3 separate regions of the Homo sapiens genome follow, and all the other regions are linked to region 1. Evidence: chromatin loops called from intact Hi-C (ENCODE). Cell type or tissue: CD14-positive monocyte. All regions are shown on one strand.

Evidence for each region. Hi-C counts contacts between places; a loop is a spot of excess contacts. Peaks named below come from ENCODE experiments on the same cell type or tissue, not always from the same donor. Only the 100,000 strongest peaks of a DNase experiment are listed, where the experiment ranks them.
Region 2: a loop joins it to region 1, with 6 times the contacts of the local background. A loop is called at or near these places in 8 of 110 quality-filtered maps.
Region 3: it touches region 1 in a loop (2.1-fold over the local background); 2 of 110 quality-filtered maps call a loop at or near these places.

What each region holds. Positions count from the first base shown.
Region 1 is chr1:206,733,276-206,735,775 of GRCh38, forward strand. It overlaps MAPKAPK2 (MAPK activated protein kinase 2), which reads left to right. Exons shown (of 10, transcript NM_032960.4): 10 at 1-1,006. Among named protein-coding and RNA genes, the nearest start is that of IL19, 36 kb to the right of the region's middle. RefSeq lists an enhancer at 1,352-1,541. In CD14-positive monocyte, CTCF peaks have their summits at 1,430 and 1,637; a DNase peak (open chromatin) is centred at 1,466; H3K4me3 peaks cover 460 bases; H3K27ac peaks cover 859 bases.
Region 2 is chr1:206,786,651-206,789,150 of GRCh38, forward strand. The region is part of intron 1 of IL19 (interleukin 19); the gene reads left to right. Among named protein-coding and RNA genes, the nearest start is that of IL10, 15 kb to the left of the region's middle. In CD14-positive monocyte, no CTCF peak of the experiment used is centred here; a DNase peak (open chromatin) is centred at 1,471.
Region 3 is chr1:206,966,164-206,968,663 of GRCh38, forward strand. It overlaps FCAMR (Fc alpha and mu receptor), which reads right to left. Exons shown (of 8, transcript NM_001170631.2): 2 at 1,420-1,488; 3 at 889-949. Among named protein-coding and RNA genes, the nearest start is that of FCAMR, 3.0 kb to the right of the region's middle. In CD14-positive monocyte, no CTCF peak of the experiment used is centred here; a DNase peak (open chromatin) is centred at 1,468; H3K4me3 peaks cover 1,760 bases; H3K27ac peaks cover 708 bases.

The DNA of each region.
Region 1 (2,500 bases):
GTGTATGTGTGTGTGTGTGTGTGTGTGTGTGCACACGTGTGTATGAGTGCGCAGATCTGTGCCTGGGATCGTGCATTTGAGGGGCCAGGGGCAGGCAGGGCTGCAGAGGGAGACGGCCCTGCTGGGGCTTAGGAACCTTCTCCCTTCTTGGGTCTGCCCTGCCCATACTGAGCCTGCCAAAGTGCCTGGGAAGCCCACCCAGATTCTGAAACAGGCCCTCTGTGGCCTGTCTCTATTAGCTGGGTTCCGGGAGGCAGAGAGGAGTGACCGGGCACTGGCACTGCGATCAGGAAGACTGGACCCCCAGCCCCCAGGGCCCCCCTCCCCCCACTTAGTGCTGGTCCTAGGTCCTCTGAGGCACTCATCTACTGAATGACCTCTCTACTTCCCCTTCTTGCCATTATTAACCCATTTTTGTTTATTTTCCTTAAATTTTTAGCCATTTCTCCATGGGCCACCGCCCAGCTCATGTAGGTGAGCCTGGGCAGCTTCTGTTGGCAGAGCTTTTGCATTTCCTGTGTTTGTCCTGGGTTCTGGGGCATCAGCCAGCTACCCCTTGTGGGCAAAGGCAGGGCCACTTTTGAAGTCTTCCCTCAGATTTCCATTGTGTGGCCTGGTGGGTCAGGGGGAGTCTTTGCACCAAAGATGTCCTGACTTTGCCCCCTTGCCCATCAGCCATTTGCCATCACCCCAAACAACTCAGCTTCGGGGCCGGTGAGGGGAGGGGCCTCCCCCAGCACAGATGAGGAGCAGCTGGGGTAGGCTGTCTGTGCCATGGCCCCCCACTCCCCCTTCCCTTGGAGGGAGAGGTGGCAGGAATACTTCACCTTTCCTCTCCCTCAGGGGCAGGTGGTGGAGGGGCGCCCAGGGTCGTCTTTGTGTATGGGGGAAGGCGCTGGGTGCCTGCAGCGCCTCCCTTGTCTCAGATGGTGTGTCCAGCACTCGATTGTTGTAAACTGTTGTTTTGTATGAGCGAAATTGTCTTTACTAAACAGATTTAATAGTTGAGAGTTTTTCTTTCTCTTTCTTCCTGGGGCTCAGGCCTTACCCCCCACCGCCTCTATGTGCAGAGGGGTTTTGTTGGGTGGTGAGGGTGTGGGTTGGGGGTCCTGGGAGAGGAGCGGAGGGCCTCCTGGGCGAGCAGGAGCCAGCACCTCATTGGTGAGGACCTGGGCAGGATGTGTGTAGGGCATCCTTAAAGCAGGACAGGGAGGCTGCAAGGGCTCAAGCCCATCTTCTTTTGCCAAATGCAGAATCAGGAGCCAAGCTCTTTTTGGCATATGATTCTTTGACCTACATAGCCACCACCAGGTGCTGGCACCTTTAGCCTGCGAAAGCCAGCTGGTATAGGGTCCAGGGAAGAGGGGGTGCTGGTGAATTTGGTTGAAATCCTGGTAAAGATACCAGGGGAGCAGGTTAGTGTAGTACCGGCACTCTCCAGGAGGCGGTGATAGGGGTCAGGCAGAAACCAAAGGCTCTACCTCGGAGCTAGAAGAGACTTCATGGTTCCTGTGGCCCATTCTCAGTGCACAGATGAGAAGACTGAAGCCCAGAGCTGGGGCCACATGATGACTTGACCCGCAGCAGAGCCTAAAGTAGAAACTGGGCTACCTGCCCCATTGCAGTCCCTCCGGGTCAGATGGGAAAATAGCACATCCTTCACTGTGTCACCCGCATTTTCTTATGTGACCCTCAGAGCTGCCAGCAAGAGACAGTACAGGGCGGCTGCTGATTGCTGTTTTATGTGTGAGGAAAGTGACTGAGAAGGTGGGATGATGTGCCACAGTTGCATGGTGGGATTGGAACTCAGATCCCTCTCCCCGCTGGAGGAGAGACCTGCTTGTCCCCTTTGCTGCCAGAAGGACCATGTCTCCACCCTCAGCTCCTGGGAACAGCAGGCCCTGGACCTCCCCTTCATGACAGTGGGTTGCTGAGGTTGGTTCTCGCCTTGAGACACTACTCATCACTCTAAAATCACAGCTCAAAACAAACCAGCATGGGGGTTTGCTTTCAGAGAAATCCACTTATTTTGTCTGCACTTATGAAGGTGTTAGAAGCAATAACCCAAGAAGGAGGAATAAGGGGTGCTAGGAGGGAGTCAGGGAGAGAAGGAGAGGAAGTTGTCAGAGTTCTGCTATCTTTAGAAGCTGTTATTAGTTTCCTGTTAACAAAGCTTCTGCCATATTAATTTTATGGCTTAAAACAACACAAATTTATGATATTCCTGTTCTGTAGGTCAGGAGTGTGATAGGGTCTCACTAGGCTGGCTGGAGTCCAGGTCTCAGCAGGGCTGCATTCCTCTTTGGAGGGTGTTTCCTTGCCTTTATCAATTCTAGGGGCTTCCTGCATTCCTTGGGTCATGACCCCCTTTCTCCATCTTCAACCGCAACCTTGCATTTTTCTGATCCTTCTGTGGTCACTTCTCTGACCCAGCTGGTGTGATAAGATTGAGCCCACTCAGATAATCCAGGATAATCTCCTCATTGCAGGGCCCTTAACC
Region 2 (2,500 bases), 53 kb after region 1:
TGCAGTGGTGGGAAAATTGAGGTTGAGGCTGCTATTGCCACTGTAACCAAGGTGCGGGCCTGTGGAAATGGTGCAAGGGATGCTGAGCTCTTCATATTGACCTCACCCTTCTCCCCAGTACTTCCCAGCCTAGCTGAGCTAAAGGCCACATGGAGGTTTATTCAGCTGTAGTTACTGCCATCAACATTCTGAGAACAACAAATTAACATGTTAAATTCTGCTCTCCAGCCCCCAAGCCACCGGAGAACAGAACGCATTCTTAAAGTCTTAGTTTTTCCAAACCACCAAGCCAGGTTCACTTTTCAAAGCACTCATTTTATCAGCAAAACTCCACTCTCACAAAGCCCAGGGCTTTCAGAACACAGCCCAACCTAGCTTGACATTTGCACTCCCAAATGCCTTCACAGCTTTCCTTCCCACAGGTTCTCTCCACAAGATCTCTGACCAAAACACGGGGGCTCTCACTATTGTCAGAATATGCCCTGTGCTCTCCCACGTCCTTACTTCCACTCATGGCTTCACTGGCCTGCAATGACCACCCTTCCTTTTCACCAACAGAATTCTTTCAATTCAGCACTGCCTCTTCCATGAGCCTTCCTTTAACAACCTGACTCCACTGAGATTTCATTTTTAAAAAAATCCTCCAGTGCTTATGACCATCCTTGGCAGTACTTTGTGTACCCTGCCTTAGAGTTGTGAGATGTCTTTGCCTGCATGGATGCATGTGTGCACATATGCATATGTGTGGGTGTATTGTGTGTATTTCATCCCTGTGGACTGGACACATGTTTTATATATGCCAGAGATAGAGAGGAGATGCAGTCTAGCTTGGTGTGAATATTTTGCTCATTTTGACTAAGGCACAGGTTTACGATTCTCAAATGGTAAAGACCTAGGTCCGGGAAAAGGAGGCCTGGGTTTCGGTCTTTCTTCTGTGTGACTGTGGAGATGTCTTCCACCTTCAATGAGTCTTGATTTCTGTCTCTGTGAAATGGAGAGACTCCTCAGTTCTTTCTCCTGCTTTACAGAGGATCAAAGAGATTTGTCAATAGGTTGAAATACTTTAAAGCCATAAAATAGCTAAATACATGAAAGAGCCCCTCTGTGGTCTTGTCTTTGACTCAAGAAGGGAGGCTCTGGTGGCTTTTCTCAGAACCAGCAGTAGGACTAGGATCCAGGAGTTTCTCCTCTCCAGCCATGCCACATACCACCAAGCTACACAATCTTTTCCTGGGCTGCGTTATCCTTTCCACTGCACCATGTGGTGCAGCCCCATCAGGTCTCGCTTTCCTTTCCACCAGCCACATTCATAGCCATGGGAATCCGTGTTTTTCAGCAAGCTTCCTTCTAAAATCCCCCTCTGCCCAGAGTTCCTGGGGACCCTGTGGACCTTCCTTCCTTGTGACATGGTTGGGGAAACACACTGGTCTGCAGACCTCTTATTCATCTTCACGATCCCGGAGGTGGCTTGAGCAATCTTATCTGTTGTGTGAGTGTGCTCACATGTGTGTGCGTGTGTGACTCTTTGCAGCTGTTCTATGACTAACTGATGCCAGCTATCTGATACTGTATACTGTGTGCCCACCATATGCTATAGACTAAGACATGTCCTGACCCAAGCCCTAGACCCCAAGCAAGGCCAATGGCAAACTACTACCTGTCTTAGTTGGTTTCCCCTATTGCTCTTTGATGTCTTACTATATACAAGACACTTCATATTGTTTCATTTTAAGTTTTACAACAATCTAAAGATTTGATCCAATCATTGAATCTATTTTATAGTAGCGCAAAATAAGGCTCAAGTCTCCTGATAATCAGTTCATTCCTTTACCCATATCTCCATGCAGAGACAAATAATGTGACGCTAATAATTAACTTTTTTTTTTTATCTCAAGAGCTTTAGAGGTACAAGTGATTTTTGGTTACATGGATGAACTGTACAGTGGTGAAATCTAGGATTTTAGTGCGCCTCATCCAGGCCTCTGACACCTCATCCCCTTCCCTCATTGCCCCTCACTGCCCCAGGACCAGATTAGTTGAGGCAGAAGCAGTTGGAGGTGCTAGAAAAGCATTAGGGTTTTCACCATCTCCAGAATCTGCTTAGCACATGTCTCAACCTAAGGCAGTGCAGGCAGGATGGAGGCAAGAGCCTTGATTCCATAGCGGTTTCTCTTAGCACAGATTCCAGAAAGTTGAGGATGACATGATAGATGACCCTTGATATCTTTCTTCATTCCTTTTTGCTAAGTTATTCTCTGTTGTGTGGTGCCTGTGTGTGTAAGGCATTTCTAGGCAGAGGAGCTTTCCTGGGTCTGGTCAGTTTTACCATCTCATCTGCTGATCAAGATATAAAAGATGGACAGTGTCTGTTGTTTCCACCAATAATCAGATACCAGTCAGAATGCTAGAGTGACCTTTTCCTTTTCCGCCTTGGAAAGAAAGAGATTGTTTCAAGGAACAGCTGTAGGGTTAGATAGAGAGGACTGACTGGAAAGTGATT
Region 3 (2,500 bases), 230 kb after region 1:
GATTAAAGTGCTGACCAAAGTATTTAGCTGGAAACTTTAAATGATCAAATTTAGAACGTTTGAGACTTAAAGCAATTAATTTAGGACTATTACTTAGCAGAAAAATCATGGGCCTGCCTGAGTTGTCGTTTACTGAAAAATTTTAAAAGGGACAGCAGGAGATTAAAGAGGTGGTGTGATTTTATCACGCAGAGTGCTTACTCAAATATTGGCTACATTTTTTGTTTTTGTTTTTGTTTTGAGATGGAGTCTCGCTCTATTGCCCAGGTTGGAGTGCAGTGGCGCGATCTCAGCTCACTGCAACCTCTGCCTCCAGGGTTCAAGCGATTCTTCTGCCTCAGCCTCATGAGTAGCTGGGACTACAGGTGCGTGCCACCAGGCCCGGCTAATTTTTGTATTTTTAGTAGAGACAGGGTTTCACCATGTTGCTCTGGCTGGTGTCGAACTCCTGACCTTGTGATCCGCCTGCCTGGGCCTCCCAAAGTGCTGGGAGTACAGGTGTGAGCCATCACGTCCGACCTTATTGGCTACCTTTGATTCATTAAAACTCTGATTTGTTTTTAAGCCAGTTGTTAATCCTTTTTTTGGTATTATGATGGAATTTCCATTCATTCATTAATTTATTCAGTCATTATTTATTAAGCATCTACTTGGGACTAGATTCTAGGTACTGGGTACTCTTGGCGCATACTCACTATGTTCCTCAATGGTTCCCTATTACCATCAGAATAAAATCTACTACAGCATGGAGATGGAGCCATTTGTCATCTGAGCATGGTTTATACCTGGACAGTTTTACCATACCAGCCTGTGAGGACCTTTAGGGCAGCCTGGAAGACTCAGGTCTGGTTTTGTAAGCCCTGAACCTGGGCTGGGTTTGGGACTCACCTTGTAGCAGGCACAGTATGAGGAAGAGGGGCATTTTCCATCCCGCCCTCCTGCTGGTGACCTGCAAAAAACACTCTAAATGAAAAGAGGCCTGAGAGAAGCTGGGTGAGGGTGGTGGGACTTGAGAGAACAAGCATCTTCTCACTTTGGGATCTCGGTTTGCTCAGTGCAGGGGCTGGGTTGCAGATATCTGAGAGTAAGACAAGCACTTCCCTCCCTGAGAAAGCATGACTTTATCCTCACACTCCTAAGCATGCACATTTTGGTCACGTCCACGAGGCCAAAATGTCCCTTACCCTTGAGGGTTCTGTGTTCAGAAGAGGTGAAACTCCCTCTGTAGGATTCTAGCCTGGGCACCCACTTGCCAGCCTGGAGCTCTGAGTTTGTGGGGAGCACCGTGTAGTGGAAAGGCCACGTTTGAAGTCCAAACTCTAGTTGGAATTGTGGGACCTTGGAAGGTTAGTCTCAGGGATTCGATTCCTTTTCAGGAGAATGAAGGAATCTGCAAGGGGTTGTTGTTACACAACTTACGTGAGATTGTGGTAAAGTGCCAGCAATGAGCCTGGAGTAGTCCACTTCTCTTCCTCTCCTCACCACTTCCTGTTTGCAGAAGGGGAATTGGTTTTTTCAAGGGAAGATTTCTGTTTCACTGTTAGTATGCCTCGGTTAGTAACAAGGAGTTAAAAATTAAATCTCAGACCAAGTAGCTCTCTGCACTAGGGTGCTATTCTGTTTCTTCTCCACAACTTCTAGAAAGCCCTCTCTGTCCCCCCATCCACACTGACCTTCACCCCACTGTGGTCTCTCCCACTGGCCTGGGGAGCTTCCAGAGGGGACAGCTTTGTATTTCATCCCTCTACCATCATGCTCTGAAAGGGGATCTAGCACGTTGTAGATGTGAAATGCACAGCTATTGTGAACAGTAACCCTCCTCTTTTAATGGACACCATACTGATCACTACACAATGGTCTTTTACCGCTTGCTGATGAAAAAGACAGAGATTGTGGCCGGGCACAGTGGCTCATGCCTGTAATCCCAGCACTTTGGGAGGCCGAGGCGGGTGGATCACGAGGTTAGGAGTTCAAGACCAGCCTGACCAACATGGTGAAATCCCATCTTTACTAAAAAATACAAAAATTAGCCTGACGTGGTGGCACATGCCTGTAATCCCAGCTACTGAGGAGACTGAGGCAGTAGAATTGCTTGAACCCAGAAGGCAGAGGTTGCAGTGAGCCCGTGCCACTGCACTACCACTTGGGTGACAGAGCAAGACTCTGTCTCAACAACAACAACAACAAAAAAGACAGAGATTGTACATTACACTTCTCTTGTATTCCCCAGAGGGTATTCATGGATGCTTTTTGATGGATTAAAAATCTACTCTTTGAATCTATCTATTGCTTCTGTTTCTGAGACCTATAGATTTTTGAAAAAGCAAACTAAAGTTAGCCGTTGAGTTTTTCTTCCTACTCTAATACGTTCCTCACTACTGTTAAGGACAGGCGCTAACAGTCAATGGTTTGGCCCATGGGCAGAAACCCCCTCACTCCCCAAACAGTTTAAGCCATGCAAAACCACTGGCCAGTTTGTGACACAGGCTGTGCAGGAGGG